2 separate regions of the Mus musculus genome follow, and region 1 is linked to region 2. Evidence: chromatin loops called from intact Hi-C (ENCODE). Cell type or tissue: left cerebral cortex. All regions are shown on one strand. Links, peaks and the distances in the headings refer to the core of each region. The heading gives the core; the rest is flanking DNA.

What was found. Peaks named below come from ENCODE experiments on the same cell type or tissue, not always from the same donor. Only the 100,000 strongest peaks of a DNase experiment are listed, where the experiment ranks them.
Region 1: a loop joins it to region 2, with 9 times the contacts of the local background. A loop is called at or near these places in 22 of 42 quality-filtered maps.

The regions. Positions count from the first base shown.
Region 1 is chr11:8,297,824-8,306,158 of GRCm38, reverse strand. No RefSeq gene overlaps it. Among named protein-coding and RNA genes, the nearest start is that of Tns3, 360 kb to the left of the region's middle. In left cerebral cortex, for the core only: a CTCF peak has its summit at 3,148 (motif pointing right); a DNase peak (open chromatin) is centred at 3,169.
Region 2 is chr11:7,212,326-7,220,653 of GRCm38, reverse strand. It overlaps Igfbp3 (insulin-like growth factor binding protein 3), which reads left to right and starts at 6,731. Exons shown (of 5, transcript NM_008343.2): 1 at 6,731-7,269. The coding sequence starts at 6,864. Gm36565 (a long non-coding RNA gene) reads right to left here and starts at 3,557. Exons shown (of 5, transcript XR_872239.3): 1 at 3,473-3,557. In left cerebral cortex, for the core only: CTCF peaks have their summits at 4,789 and 5,724 (motif pointing left); DNase peaks (open chromatin) are centred at 6,573, 7,082, 7,667, 7,928 and 2 more places; H3K4me3 peaks cover 2,169 bases; H3K27ac peaks cover 1,166 bases.

The sequences.
Region 1 (8,335 bases), core at 49-8,048, 1.1 Mb before region 2:
CTCAGGGGTGAGAAATCTATGAGATCCTATTTTGAGGTGACATTTGATAGGTCCGAGGTCAGGTAGAGTTGAAGGATGGCGTTGCAGGTGGGGTGATCATGGAAACAGATGCAGGCTCAGAGTCCCTGTGCACAAGGGTTACTGGGGAAGTGCCTCTGTGAAATGCAAGACAGGAGGAAGCAGAGAGGGAAAGACAAGGTGGGGGTCGAGGGGGTGCTGAGGACTTCCATGATCTGCACAGGTCTAGATCACCCCAGTGTGAATAAGGCGATAGAGGCTTGGAAAGGGTTTACTCTGGGCCCACAACCTATCCCAGACCTCTGCAGTAACCTCAAATTGTTACTTCAGGTTTCAGGTCAGAACCCTCTGAGTGCTAACAATGCAAGATATCACAACCATGGCTACCAACAGAGATGGGGCATAAGGGTCTGGGACTTAGAACAAGTGTCACATCCACATGACAGTTTGAGATTGGGAATATGGAACTGTATGTGTGAGGAGCCTCCATCTCTGCCCCAGTGTTCATTCTTGGTTTCCTTTCACAAAAGAATAACTAATCTATAGATCTATTTAGGATCTGTCATACTGATGTCAAACATGCTCTGACATGAAGGATCCTGACAACTGTTGTGATCTGAAGTTGGTGGCTGACAAATGAAACTGTGAAATGTCTTCAAGTACTCCCAAGTATTCTACTGATGAACTGTCATGGTCCCTGTAGCACAGTGCCTTGGGGTGCTCCCATGGCCTCCTCCCTTGGGGTGCTCCCACGTTTTTGCCATCCTCCTCCTACCCCTGCCCCAAGCTCAATGGTTGGTTATTCTAAGTTTTCTATCTAACTCTCATGTGTGTGTGTGTGTGTGTTGTATGTGAGTAAATGTGTGTGTATTTGTGTGTATGTTGTATATGAGTGTAATTTTGTTTGTGTGTATATGTGTATATATTTGTATGCATGTGTGTATGTATATTTTTGTGTGTGTATGCGCATGTGTTTAGGTGTGTTTGTGTGTGTATGTATGTGTAGGTATGTGTGTATATATGTGTATATATGTGTGTATATGTGTGTATGTATGTGTATGAGTGTGTGTATTTATGTGTGTGTGCATATGTGTGTGTATGTATGTGTTTATGTGTGTGTGTAATTGTAAGGTGGAAGGAAAACCTCAGGGACTGATTCTCACCTTCCACAGTATTTGAGACAGGCTCTTTTTGTTGTACTTTTGGGTATAAAAGGCTCTCTGGCACATGAGCTTCCCGAGTTTCTATTGTCTCTGTCTCCATCTCTTGTAGAAGCACTGGGATTAAAGATTATGTGTGCTACTATCTGGCTTTTTCCATTAGTTCTGGAGATTTGAACTCAGGTCTTCATGCTTGCACATCAAGTGTTCTATCCACAGAACCATCTGCAGCCATTATTATTCTAACTGATACATTGAAATGAGAACAAATTGTATAAATTAGCAGGGTATTATGTTTTATTATATGCATGCACAGTGTAATCGGGTTAAATATAGTGATGTTCTCAAACACTTACCTCTTCTTTATGGCACAGTCATTTCTTCTGGCTCCTTGAGACGTGAAGTACTCCATCCCCATCTCTAGTGACTCTGTTGGGCAACAGCATCCCAGAACTTACTTCTATCTAGTATCTAGTAACTAGGTACTCATCACTGATCAGCCATCCCCATCCTTCTTGCTCCATGTCCACTCCTTCCTCTAGACTTTACGTAAGTACCACGTGACTTACATCATGGAGTCTAGTGAACTTGGTGTTATGTTGTAGAGTTCAGGAGCAAATGTGAAGGTCTACATTGTTGACCTGACTGGACTGGGAAGCATTTAGAAAAGTAGGAAAGGTCCACTCCAAGTGTGTCTGTATGGGGGTTCCCACATATGAGTGACTAGCCCAAATATGAATAATGGAGGGCTGTGGGGAAAACATTCCGGAATGTGGGAGGCACCATTACAAAAGCAGGGATCACACGGAACAAAAAAGCGAAGAAGAGGAAGCTTGCTACCTAGCCATCCAGTTCTTTGCTCCTTGGCCACTGTGCTGTAAGCATTGCCTGCTAAGGCCCTCCCACCATGATGGACAAGTATCTTTAAAGCTGCAAGCCAAAAGAAACCTCTCTTCTTTTGATTATTTCTCCAAGTGTTTTATAACAAGACTTAGTAGTGCATTGACTCAGAGACAGAGTATTTCATTATGAATACTTTTGATTGTAGCTGATTGAATCCAAGGATGTAGAGTTCTTGATACAGAGGGGCAAGGGCAGTCAGTGTAAAGCACATCTCTGTTTGATTGGCTCAGTATTTAAGACTGATATGTTCTAAGTGCTGGAGACACAGTGGTAGAAGTGTCTCTTGTGTCCAGTAGTTTACTCCATCCTGCGGGAACCTGACTGCCACTCATTCGATACAGAATCAACTGCATTGCTTCTGATAGTGATGAATGTAACAAGAAGAGTCAAGCTAGGTGGGTGACAGGACCCAGTGCAAGGAAGCGGTTGACAGCCTTCTTTTTGTCACACAATCAAGATGTTCCACTGGCTCACAAGACCCTCCATGATGCTTCCATTCCAACCTCCAAAGAGCCTGTCCTCTGTGAGAGGAGGGTCTAACTCTGCCAGTAATACTCACCGGTCTTTCTCAGCCTGTGTTGCCACTGAGTGTCTTCACACAGATTCTGAACTCACCCTGATTCTACATTCTATTGAGGAGGGGAAGGACCCCCGGGGGCTGCCATCATCCCCTTTCCTTTCCCTAAACTTCTCTTTATCTTCCTCACCATCCTACACCCAGCTTATTTCCCATCTGCTAACTGTCTCTACTTGATCGGAGGCAATCAGAGCCTTGAATTTGGAGTCTAACTACCTTGAGGTATATCCTTCTGAAGCTTTCTAGCTGGACAACTTTGACTTTGTAGTTTAACCTCTCTGTGCTTTAATTTACTAATTTGTGAACTAAGGACGTTTCCCTATGGAGGGACAACACAGGGAAATACATACCCCCTCCCTGCTGATTCACAGTCGGAGATAGGAATGATAGCCCCTCCAATTTCCCTGTCAATCACTGGTAAGGTCACACCCTTCTGCAGTGATATGAAGCCACCTATCCTAGTGAGAAGAGATTTTCCGACAGGTCCAGCAGATGGCAGTGTTGAAACGGCAATGTCCCATAGGTAATGATCTCTAGAGAGAGGATTTATCCAAGAAACCCCAAATAAAATGAATGTTGTCTGTTCCTTGCTGGGGAGGACTTATGTGCATGATGAAGAAGAAATGCTTTCCCCCAAGCCATTGAATGTGGACTTCTCCTAGGTTTCTGGAAAATGCTGGCAAGATGTAGCACATCCCCTCCCCAACTCCATCCAGGTCGAAGTCCTCTAGTCTCCAGTCACCTGAGGCCTCGAGGCTGATGGTCTCTGAGGTTTATTAATAGACATCTTCTCCTAGCGTATCCCATCATTTTCCTGGAAGAACGAACAAAGAGGCACGGTGTCTCTGGCTGTGGTGACAGCTGGGATTAGGCTTGTCAGGTGGGAGAGGGGTTGGCTTACTTTCTTGAGAAAGAACGGAAAACATCTGGTGTGGCTGTGCTTCTACCCAGCTGCAATGGAAGGTCAGAGGTGGAGGGGGCTCCAAGGCCATTCTTCCGGCTCATGTAGCCCTGGAGAATGGAGTCCTGCTCAGGTGCACGGATGCTGATCTCAGAGCCCCTGCCCCTGCCTGTCCGCTGCTTTTCTTGTCTCTCTCTACACACTTCATTTCACCTTTCATTCTCCCTTTCCAGATGCTGTGCTTATGGCGAGGATACCCAGGTGCAGGAGGGTTTCTTGAGAGCGGGATCACATTGCATCTTTCAAGGTAGGGACTGTGTATTCTGGGTTTCAGGCAGAGAGGCCCCCTACTTCCTGCCCTGAAAAGTAGGCCGCCTCCTGTCACTGTAGCTGCAGGGGCCGACCTAGCCTGCATCTTGTAAGAAAACACACGTTGCCTCCCTTCAGTGCATACACTGGGTACCTCAAAGTTCAGCCTTCACCCCAACTCACTCTCAGCATGCATGCTGCAAGCACAGTGGCTCTAGGTGTCCATGCTGGTCCTGCTGGCTTAACAGGAACAGTCTAAAGCCAAGCAGTATGGTGATTCTGCACTCAGCATGGGACGCTGGTCCATGCTCTGCTCGCGGTGCTTCTCAGACAGCAAACTCAAAAGCCAAGGACCCAGAAATCTCTCTCCATCTTCAGAGAATCTGTGTATGAAGTTCTGCGAGCTGTTTGCTTCTCCATCTTGGAAGGTGTTCACTCCGGTCCTTGCATGGAGCCTCTGCCCATTGTCTCCGCCACCCTAGCTTTTGCTCTTTTCTATCCAATCCAGTGATACCATCCTCATGATGGCCTCTATGTCTTTCATATCGTTGGAGTCCACTTATGTACTTTAGGAATGCCTCTTTACCTACATTAAACTCTTATACCGGGGCAATTTTTATCTTCATCCCAAGGCTCTGAGATGCCACAGTATAGGGGCACAGGCTGTAGGGGGCAGGGATGGGGGATCCTGCTATTTTTTAACTTGGTTTTGTCACATGCAATCCTTCAGCGGGAGGGGTCTCAATGACCAGATAATTCTTGTTCTCATGGTCACTGTTGCTTGTTGCTTGGTGAATCTACACAGTGAATCTTATGTATCTGTTGGATGGGCCTTAGATACTTAGATGTGCATATGAGGAGGTATCCAAATGAAACTATCATTTGAAGTGATGGTGTCATTAAAGCAGTTTCCCTAATCAGATCTCACCCAGCCTCCTAAGGGCCTGAGTGGAAAGCCTGGTTTCCTGTCTCCCAGAGGAGCTCTTGTCTCTTGTCCTCAGCCTGAGAGCTACGTGTTCATCCCTCTGGCCAGCACACTTTTGCATGTGGACTGGAAAACAGCATATGATTCTATGTGTCCCATTTGCAGGCTGCAGATAGCAGGATTTCTCAGACTTTATAAAGGTGGGAGCCAATTCTTTACATTTTGTACATGCATGAAGATTCTGTCAACTGTTTTTCGACAAGAGTTAGCATGCATGGGGAATGTGTGTGGGTTCTAAACACTACCCTAGTTTTCACAGAGGTCATTTCAATCATTGGATATTGGTGCACAGGGATGAGAGAGCTGGTTCCCATAAAGAATCTTCTACAGTTACTGAAGGATGGCTACACATATGTAAATACACATATGTAAATGGGTGTGTATACCTGTAAATGTGTGTATTTACCTAGCTAGTCTGTTGATTGTCTTTTCTGAAGAACAAACTTATACAATAAAATAAGTTGTGTCCTGACAAGGTCCTGGCCTACCATAGCTGCTTGTTCACAGTTCTTCCTTCCAGGTCCTGGATATTTGCACAATGGTCCAAAGGAGTGATGCTGGCCATGCAAGGTATATCTATGGGAAAACTGTTTCCTCCAGTAAAATGAACCAGAGGTGTCTATCAGTATGCAGAAATGTTGTTGACTTGTAATACTGATTTTTGTCTCCTGCAACTTTTCTCATCAGCTGTATCATCTCCCACCAGCTCCCTAAGAAGCTGAGATGACAGACACATTCCATCAGGCCTGGCAAAACAACACTCGACTTTCTCATGGATCCACTGTGTGTTCATTGCCCACGAATTTGCAAAAGATACTTTATATGATCCCAACCTTTAATAGTCTCAGGATTATGTTGTGGCCTAATATTTGTACTTGGGAAATATTCATATATAGTTGAGGAAAATGGCAGTGCCTGTCTGCTAGGTTCACTTGGTCTGGTGTGTGACTAATAGCCAATGTTCCTTTGTCAGTTTTCTGTCTGGATCTGTCAACTGCAGAAAGCAGGGTGTTGAATATTCCCTTGTTAGTGCTGTGCAGCCTGTCACCAAGTCCTTCAACCTAGCATTGGGTGTCCAAGCCAGTGGACAAGAGAAAGACATAAAAATCCTCTAATGGGCAAAGAATGAGTCAAATTACTCTGGTTTGTAGAGCACACCATCCTCTCTCTCTCTCTCTCTCTCTCTCTCTCTCTCTCTCTCCTTCCTTCCTTCCTTCCTTCCTTCTTTCTTACTTCATGTCTTTCTTCTAAAATGCCTTTCTCTCTTAGGTTTTCTGTTGCTATGATGAAACACTGTTAAAATCAACTTGGGGGGAAATGATTTATTTCAATTTGTAATTTGTAGCCCATCATCCTCAGAAGTTAGGGCAGGAACTCAATGTAGGAATCTGGAGACAGGAACTAACATAGAGACCATGGAGGCATGCTGCTTACTGGCTTGCTCAGTTGGTTTTCTTTTTTCCTTTTCTCCCTTTCTCTCTCTCCCTCTTTTCTTTCTTTCTTTCTTTCTTTCTTTCTTTCTTTCTTTCTTTCTTTCTTTCTTTCTTTCTTTCTTTCTTTTTTCGAGACAGGGTTTTTCTGTGTAGCCCTGGCTGTCCTGGAACTCACACTGTAGACCAGGCTGGCCTCGAACTCAGAAATCCACCTGCCTCTGCCTCCCAATTGCTGGGATTAAAGGTGTTGGTTTTCTTTTCCACCCTGGGACCACCTGCCCAGGAGGAGCATCTCCAACATCCAATTATCAGTAATGAAAATTGGCTTACCCATAGGCCAATCTGATAAAGGTATTTTAAATTGTGATTCCCTCTTCTCAGATAACTCTAGCCCATGTCAAATTGCCCTAAAAACTAGGCAGCACATTTGACCTCTTATCAGTGTAACACACACACCACTATTCAACTATAACCTTTCCTTTCTTATTCATCTCAAAGATCTTATATTAATAATAATATAACAAAATAAATGCATGAATAACTTTCAAAGTTCCAGCCTTTAAAATGTAGTCTCTTTAAAACATCCAAAGTGTCTTTTAACATTCATAGTCTCTCTAAAATATTCAAAGCGTCTCTAAAATATCTGAAGTCTCTCTAAAATCCCAAAGTCTATCTAAATCACCAAAGTCTTTAAAAGATTTCAGTATCTCAGCTATAGCTTTTTTTTTTTAATAAGTTACCCACATGGAAGATGCAGAGTGTAGTCACACTCTAATCAAAGCAAGTATCTTTTGTCTTACCAACATCTTAAACATTTCTTTCAGGAGTCTGCTGCCCAAGGGCTCCCTGAACTTATTATTCTGAGAAAGCCCTTTACTTTTTTTGCATATTACTTGTTTTTGAGACAGGGTCTTGCTGTGTAGTCCAACTTGGCTGTGAACTCACCACAGTCCTGTTTCCATCTCCCAAATTCTGGGATTACAGGCCTGTGTCACCACACACAGTCTAAGGAAGCTCAAATTTCTCTTTCCATTTTTAAGAACATCTACCCAGCATGCTGTAGGTTGATGTTTCTCTTCCCCTTTCTGTATTTTAAATAAATTTCACTTGTTTGTTTCTGTCATCACTAAAAAGAAATACTTTTATTTATTTATTTTTTTATAGGTAAGAGGTTTCTTCCTTCCTCTTGGTTGATTTCAAGTTTTTTCCTTTATTCAATCATCTGCAGTCCGAATACGTAAATTTTTGGTAATTATTCTGCTCTTTGTTGCTGAATTTCTTAGATCTACAATTTGACTTCTGTCATTAATTTTAGAAAATCCTTAGCCATTATCACTTTAAATTTTCTTCAGATCTATTTCTTTTTCTTTTCCCTCCTGGCATGGCAATTATGCATGTGTTACTAATTTTGAAGTTGTTCCATAGTTCTAGAATGTTCCAATTTTTTCATTCAGTTTTTTCCTTCTGTATTTTGGATGAGAGACTTTCCACTGAGTTCAGGATTGTTGACTCTCCTTGGTCATATCCAGTCTTCTGGGGGAACTCCCAAGGTATTCAGAATTATCAGACTGATTCTAGTTTCTATTGTTTATTTTTAATTCTCTCTTAGGCTTTCCATCTCTTAGCTCTCCTTGCTTGCTTGGTGCACAAATATTGTAATGGCCTTACTTACAGTTACTTTAAATTCTCTATCTCATAGATGCCCAACCCATGACTTACTTGAAGTCAGTTGACTGAGTGCCTGGTTCCTTTGGATGTGTTTTTCTCCTGACTTCATTCAGTCTTGTAATTGTGTTATTGTTGTGGAGTCCAATAGAACCTATTGAGTAATCAAAATTGAGATGAATAGGTAAGAACAGGTGTGTGGTCACTGTGTGCCTCCAGCATTTTAAGTCTGGCCCCACCTGGCACTCAGGAGGGAGAGAGAGGACGGGGTATGTAAGCTGATAAAATGTGAAAACAGAGAAGTGTTAGGAGAGTCTGTTGGACAAAGTTCACGAGCCCAAACCTACCGGTGTCTTTTTTCCCAGTTCTCTTCTTTGGCAGATT
Region 2 (8,328 bases), core at 329-8,328:
CAACTGAGGTACATAGAGCATCGTCTCAGCACAGTATTCTTACGCCAGGAATGAATAACAAAGTGATATTTAACCATTCTTCATAGTCATAAAACTTTGAAATATATTTCTAAATATCATTTGTGTCAAAGACAAAAGCATAAGAGAAAATATTGAAATTTCAGTATATCAAAACTTGAATATAATTTACAATATCTCTTAGCTGGAAATTAATCTAATCTTAATTATGCATGTCAGAAAGAACAACTAAAAATTAACATTTCATTTCCCCTTTGTGAATTTTTGTTTAAGTCTATAACTGAACATTCTATTTTAGGATTATTTTATATGTAAACTATATTGCTATACATAAAAATAAAGTATGTTTTTAAAATAAAGGTAAATAAAAATTGACATTCTAGTCATCTGTCTTCAAAGCTTAAAGTACAATAAAATATATTTTTAAAAAAGGAAATAATAAAATGAGAACATAGACTAATGAAATGGCAAACGAGCAACAGAACACTAGCCTATTTCATTCCTAAAAAACTAGTTGGTCTTGGAAAAACTAATGACAGAACTTACAAACCACAAGCAAAGCTGTTCACCAGAGAAGAGGAGAGCAAAATAACGAATGCCACATAAAAGAGGCCTCAATTATAAATCCTGTCCAAGGAAGACGATAAGAAAATATCATAAGCAAATTGTATGAATGAACATAAAACTGGGTCGTAAGACTTTCGAAGAGTCTATTGATAACTTAAAATAGTCTAACAAAGAAAACTCAGAACTCAAAAGCTCCTCGGTGACTTAGGAAACATTCAAATGAGTCTAATGACTCTAGGCTTACACGCGCTCTTGCGGTCACTGATTTATTTGATGGAGCTGGGACAACTTTAATAGAAGCCAGTCAGAGAACCCCCGACTCAACACCATAGTAATAAGTTATATGGATGCCATGATGTGATTTGTGATGAGATATGAATACTCAATAAGATGCAAGAAGATGTATCCTTTACGTCCACTCTAGCAAAAGAAACGTCACATACATACACACCAAGCAATGCACTTCAAAACACTCGACCACTAAACAGACAAGCCTGGCTGGGTGACACATGCATTTAGCCAGAGCACTTGGGAAGCATAGGAAGGCAGATATCTGTGAATTCAAGGTCAGCCTGGTCAAAACAGCCAGGGATGCACAGAGAAACCCTGTCTCAAATAATAAAAGAAAAAGAAAAAGTGTGTGTGTGTGTGTGTGTGTGTGTGTGTGGTCTTAAGCAATGAGAAACATCACAGATGGGTAAATAGGAGACATGAGAACTAAACACAGTACAGAAGCTCTGGCACAATAAGATCTTGGTACTACAGGAAACCTAGTCAAATCTGAATGAAGTCATTTCAACATTGAAAATTTTTATTTGCCAGAAAGATGTAATAAGATCAGAATCAAGGATAAAATGTGCCTCCTTGTCATAGAAGAGTAAGTAAAGTGTGCATAATAAAGAATACAATGAGCTTTCACAATTACACTAAGAAGAGACATAGGCTTGGGACAGATGTGTGATCGAGGGAAAATTTTCCTTCTAGGTCAGGTTCAAGGATGAAGCCACAGGTGTGCACTATGACAAAGCAAGGCCATATGAAACTGTTGCTTTGAACGTATACTGAGCTTATAGAATGAAGCACTACTTTGAACTTACTATCAACATCCTTCTGTAACATTTTTCGTGTAACATTTCATCTATGAGGTAATTTTAGAACGAACTTTTGTTTAGGAAGGCATAAAAGACCAGAGAGAAGAAACAAAAGTGTGGCTTTTGGGGCTCTGCTCCATCCACCAAGTGTATATATGTATATGTCTGTCTGTTTATACATACGTGTCTATACATACATACGTGTGTAGGTATATGTGTATGCATGTAAGTATGCATGAATATTTGTGGAATTGATAAAACAGATTGTCAGGTCCAGCCAAAGTATGTGTCTATGTATCCATATATGTCTATGTATGTGCTTGACTTTCTCTCTTTTTTTCATTTTCCTTTCTCTCTGGCTCACAAAGAGTTAAAGAACTCCATGCCTATCACCTGGCTTGAGCCTGAGAGAAGAGTTCAGATAACTAAGCTTTTTCCCTTAATCCCCTGCTCCTATCAGCCAAGATTGTTACACAGATAACCCTCACACACACACACACACACACACACACACACACACAAAGTTGTCCTTGTTTCTAGATTCATTGGTCAAAGACAAACCTGTTAAATTTATGTCTTCGTGAAGACCAAATACATGGTCCTCCAAGGCTGGGAACAAAAAATGTGTCCAGGTTGTCATTTGAAACAAAGAGACAAGGCATATGGGCTGTGAGCTGGCACCCACTTAAGAGCAAAACTTCACATTTAAATTTGTTTAGGTGAGGAGAACACATAAATGAGCTCTGACTTCCTGCTCACCAGGCAACACGTATCTAAGAATCACTCCTAGCCACACTATTAAACCACTACATCCTATACCCAAGGCTAGGAACCTGCTTTATGTTAGAAAACCAGGAAGGGGGCACCTGAGCCAGCATTATCCTCATGTGTATTCTGAGCCATTTCCCAGCCTCTCATACTATTCTTGACATACTGACTTGCTTAACAGTTAGATGTGAAGCAGACAGGAATTGCCTTTACTTAAATGGAGGAAAATAAATGTCTGCCCCTGAGTAGGTTGCATGGATGCTGTTGTGGCTGTCTGAACAGAAAACTACTCAGGAGAAACCATCGCAGCCAGGACATTACTATACCAAGCAGAAGCACCCTTCCAGAGAGAGAGAGAAAGAGTCTCCCCAAAATGACTGTCTTTTCTACAGAACATGTCTTATCCCTTTCCCCAGAAGCCTGCCATACACCTCTGTCTTAGTCACTATTCTATTGCTGTGAAGGGACACCATGACCACAGCAACCCTAATAAAGACAAACATTTAATTGGGACTGGCTTACAGCTCAGCGGTTTAGTCCATTATTGTCATGGCAAGAAGCATGATGGGATACAGGAAAAAATGGTGTGGGAGAAGGAGCCAAGAGCTCTACATCTGGACAGACAGGTATCAGAAAAAGAGACACCGGGCCTGGCTTAAGCTTCTGAGACCTCAAAGCCCAAACCCAGTTACATACTTCTTCCAACAAGGCCACACCTACTCCAACAAGCCTATGGGACCATTTTCTTTTTTAAATTAATAATAATTTACTTTACATCCTGATTGTAGCTTCCCCTCCCTCTTTTCCTCCCAGACCCTCCCTCTCACCTCACCTCCCCAAATCTACCACTCGTCCATTTCTTCTCAGAAAAAGGGAGGCCATCTATGGATATCAACCTGCCTTAGCATATCAAGTCGCAGTAAGACTAGGAACCTCTTCTACTGAGGCTAGACACGACAAGGTAGTCCAGTGAGGGGAAAAGGATACAAAGGCAGGCAATTGTAGTCAAAGACAGCCCCTGCTCCTACCTTAAGAACACCACATTAAGACCCAGCTGTGGAGGCTTGAGAGATGGCTCAGTGGTGAAGGACATTGACTGTTCTTCCAGAGGACCTGCGTTCAAATCCCAGCATATCACAACTGACTGTAACTCTCACACAGGCATACATGCAGCTATTTTCACTCAAACCACCACAACCTCTGCCAAACCAGACAGCACTACTTCTGAAGATTCCCAACCTCTTTCCAATGCCATCTCTTCTATCCCACCTACTCCCCAGTACACTTTGCAAGGTCAACACTGTCTCTTCTAAGTGTTTCTCTATGCTCCTATGCCCCTTCTGCTGGCCTCTCTGCTCTGTGAGACTCAAATGCCAGCAATGCTGTTCTGAAGCTTGTTGTAACCTGAGTAGGTTTGTCCTTCCTCTGTTGGGATAACAACACTTGTGAGGCCCCTCTGCTCTCTCTGGCTACACAGCACATGAGCCTTTGGTCTCTGCTGACTTCCTCTGGACTGCCTGTGTCTCCTTTGTACATGGCTTAGTGGTGCTCTTCGGGTAAGTTAAGTGCAGTGCTATTAGTGGTAATGACTTTTGGCAGCTAATGGTCCCTATAAAGTCTGGACTATGTAATTCTGGGAGGTTCAGCCAGCAGATGACCTGAGGGAAGGAAAATGAAGCTTCCTGTCACCACCTGTCCCTGGAGGGAATTCTCAAGCTTTAGGCTGAGTCACACTGAGTCCTGGAAACAAAGATCTTCAGCATCACCTGCCCCTGGGAGTCTGCACCTTCTAACCAAAGGCTAGGAATGGTCAGTAGGAATGACAGCCACGCCAGTCACATTCTGAGAGATATCTGGAGCCTGCTGTCCACAGTGCTAAGGTCTTGAGGCTCTCTGCTTGCTTGGCCAGCCCTGAGCAGAAGAGGAAAGACCGATATGGTAGACAAAGGTGAGATTCCTGCCCACTCTCATTATTCACAGTTGAATGCCCAGTACCATCCCAGGGGAGCAACACATCTCTGTACATGCTACACTCATAACCACAAACACCAGTTTTAAAGTTTGACATAATTAGCCAGCATGTCAACATAAAATTACATTTTCTCCCATCCAAATCCTTCTTGAAATAATCATTTGGGTGGAGGGAAAGGGTGCCCTGAAGTTTTGTCAAAAGAAAACAGCTAAAGGTTAAAACAAAATTCCCCTCATGTCAGTGCCATGGATGTACTTGGCTGGTGCAAGATTTCATGATAAATGAGATGACAGTCGATATAAAACACTTAACCAATCCTGTGCAATCTCGAAGATGCCAGTAAACTCGGGTGGAGGCCTGGCGCTTTGGCGCCCCCTAGGAGTCCCGGGTGGAGCAAGCGCCCATTTCTCAAACTGCAAAGGAAGAATGGAAGAACTCAGTTTATTGTGAAGAGAACCAAGTTGATTTCTCTTTTCCAAGAAGCCATTCACTCTAGGCGTCCCCTGTCTCCTTGCCTGATGATAAATCTGGGTAAAAGTGCTGGACTGCTTCTGTGGGTAACATTGTATCGAACAGAGAGAAGGCCTGCCACATCTAGAATCACTTTTGATACTAAACCTTGTTCTAATTTTGGAGTCAAGGTCTCTGTGGTTATTTAAAGAACAAGTGTAACCCTAGGGGATTTTTTTCTTTCAATTTTCCAATGAAGTCAGAGGCCCTGTTCTTCAGCGTTAGTACATAGGGAAAAAAGAAGGAACAACTGGGACACTTTCTGGTAGACTGTGTTAACTCTAGCCACGACCTAAACTCTATGAGGAAGGAATAATGCAAAAACTGGGGGTGCTGTGTCTTGGCAGCTCTGGCCTTCACGGGTCTCATATTTTTTTCTTTGTAAAGGTCCAAAATTTTATCATTCTTATTTATAGTATCAAATAAGGGAGAACTAAATTTTACTAAAATTAAGACATAATTTTTTTAAAGGGGATATAAATTTGTAGAGAGAGCCACAGATACAGGGAGATGTAAAGACACACGGGTGGATGAATGTCCACTTCACCAGATAAGATATACATGATAGACGGAGGGATATGTGGGGGAAGTCGTCTTAATTTGCTTCCTGCATAAAATTGCACAGATCTCCCCAAAGACAATCTCCCCAGCCTATGGTAAACAACTCAAGAGTATCCAGGAAAGTCTCCTTCCAAGTCGGTCTCTCAAGTTCCCACCACTCATCCACGAATTGTTTTAAATAAATAAATAAACCGCGAAGTCTGTCGATTCAATTCTGGACCACCAGCGTCCTCTGTTGGTCACCTATAGGAGGAGCGTGCAGACTTTGGAGAGACTCGTACAAAAGAACTCAATAGCTGCGCTATTGCGCCTGGATTTCAAGTCAGAATGAACGGATTAGCAAGAACTCCAGTCTGCACTGGAGCACATCAGAAGTTGGTATAGGGGTCCAACGATGACTAAAACTCGTTGTGAACAGTATTCATTTTAAGGGCTGCTTGGCTACTAATCATGCATGCTTCAGTGTCTCAGTAGTTATTTTAACGCAGATGCGTCCGCTAAAAAGATTCTCCCAAACAAGAACTAGAGGAACTTCTCATCTTTAAAAAGAAAAAAACTGTCCTCACTCCTATCTGGGAAAGTGCAACGACGTATTTGAGTATTTTGAGTCCCTACCTCCTTGAAAAGCAAATCCTTTGCGCCCATAGCTGTCAGCGTGAGGTTGTGCGGTGCTGAGACTCTGGGAGCTAAAGTGGCCCGTGGTGCAGATTTAAACCTCGAGCTCTAAGGTTCTCCAGACCTCAAAGTGATCTGCGCGTTCTCGCTGGGAAATGCCTAATACAGCATACCCTACACGAGGAATTCCATTGCGGGAACTTTACAAAGTACACAGGCGCTGAATGGGTCCGGGCCAGCTTCCCAAACATAAACCATCCCTGGAAAGGCCAGCTTAGCCAGCCATCCAGGGGGAGGGGCTATAGGGTCCGGGACGCCAAATTGGCTGGGAGTCATTGAAGGAAGAGAAGACCAGAGTCCCTGGAGTGGCTGGGACTCTAGAGACGCAAGGTGGCCTGGAGCGCCTGTGGTTACCCGTGAAGAGGTGGCCCTGATACAGGGCGTGCGCACAGAGAGCAGGTGCCCGGTGAAGACGCGCGCAGCGCGCCCCCGTCCTCGTTCCCGCTTCGTCGGGAGGCGCGGGCCCCGGAGCGGAGCCTGCGCCGGCCCACCCCCCACCCTCGCCGTTCCGGGGCGTGTCCTCCGCCACCCCGGCTTCTATATATCGGCCTGCGCGCCCGGGCTGCCCAGATGCGAGCTTAGAGCGGCGACTGGGCGCTGAGGACCTGCTTGCTCGCTGCTCCCATCCCGCCGCCTCATCCCGCCGCCTCATCCCGCGTGCTCCACTCCGCTCCCCTCCACCGAGCCGTCCACCCGGCGCCATGCATCCCGCGCGCCCCGCGCTCTGGGCGGCTGCGCTCACTGCCCTCACTCTGCTCCGCGGACCGCCGGTGGCGCGAGCTGGCGCGGGCGCGGTGGGCGCGGGCCCCGTGGTGCGCTGCGAACCGTGCGACGCGCGTGCGCTGTCCCAGTGCGCGCCTCCGCCCACCGCGCCCGCGTGCACGGAGCTGGTGCGAGAGCCCGGCTGCGGCTGCTGCCTGACTTGCGCGCTGCGCGAAGGCGACGCGTGCGGCGTCTACACGGAGCGCTGTGGCACCGGCCTCCGCTGCCAGCCGCGGCCCGCGGAGCAGTACCCGCTGAGGGCGCTGCTGAATGGCCGCGGGTTCTGCGCCAACGCCAGCGCTGCAGGCAGCCTAAGCACCTACCTCCCCTCCCAACCTGCTCCAGGTAAGCTGTCCCTGCCACGTGCGCCACGCGCAACTCCCTGGGACCCGACGAGGGTGGCAGGGAGTGTATCTTCAGATGTTTGTCTTGGCTCATATTGAAGGTTGGAAAATGGACCCTGGGAGGCGGAGTGAGGCACTGAACCCATTTTTCCTCTTGCTTGGTTCTCAAAGTACAGCTTTTCTTATAAGTTGCAAAATGCGCTCTGTGAAAATAGGTAGAATTCAGTGCCAGGACGAGCGGGTAGCAAGGGAGACTGCCAGTGGACAGATCCCAGTCACTGGAGAGTCTCCTCGCTGAGCGGGGATACCCAGGTTTAGGTCTGTGTAACCCAGCTGTTGACCTGGGTTTTCATTCCTCATAAATTGGGAAGGAGCGCGTCTATCCCAGGGAAGCTTGAGTGTAGGAATCCCGGGTTGGATCCGGACCATGAAGGTATTTGCAGGCAGCCACGCTGTTGGAAACAGTACCTGTCTTGAAACATCCTATCATTTGCACGGGCTAATTGGCAACGCAGGATTGTGTCCCAATTTATCCAAAAACTAACGAGATGAAATTAAGAGCACTGGTGTCTTTGAAACTGTGAAACCTAAAGTTCAAAACTGCTCAGTGTCACCAGGAGCTGCAAAAAGGTTTGAGCCCGGTTCGGGCCCCATAGGCGCCATCCTATGCTCTGCAGCAGCGCCTTCCAGATTCAGAGACTGCATTTGGTGCAGAGGATGCAGACTCAGGCCGGTTCCCTGCCAAAGCAGAGACTAGAAATGCGAAGTACGACCCAGGAATGTTACTCTTTCTAATTCGACCTAGGTGCAGCAGCAGCAGCAGTGGGGACAGCGACAGCGCCAATGAGAAAAATGCAAACGTTTAACAGTTACCTCTCCTGCTGCAAGCCCTACCAAGCAGGCAGTCACTCTAAGGGCATCCTTCGTTCCTTTAAGGAAAAAACAAAACAAAACAGAAACATTTAAATGGATTTGGCAGCTGTTGCTCTAAATGGCCAGCATTCTTAGCTGTTGCTCTAAATGGCCAGCATTCCTAGCCAGTCTCGCTTAGTTATGTGAG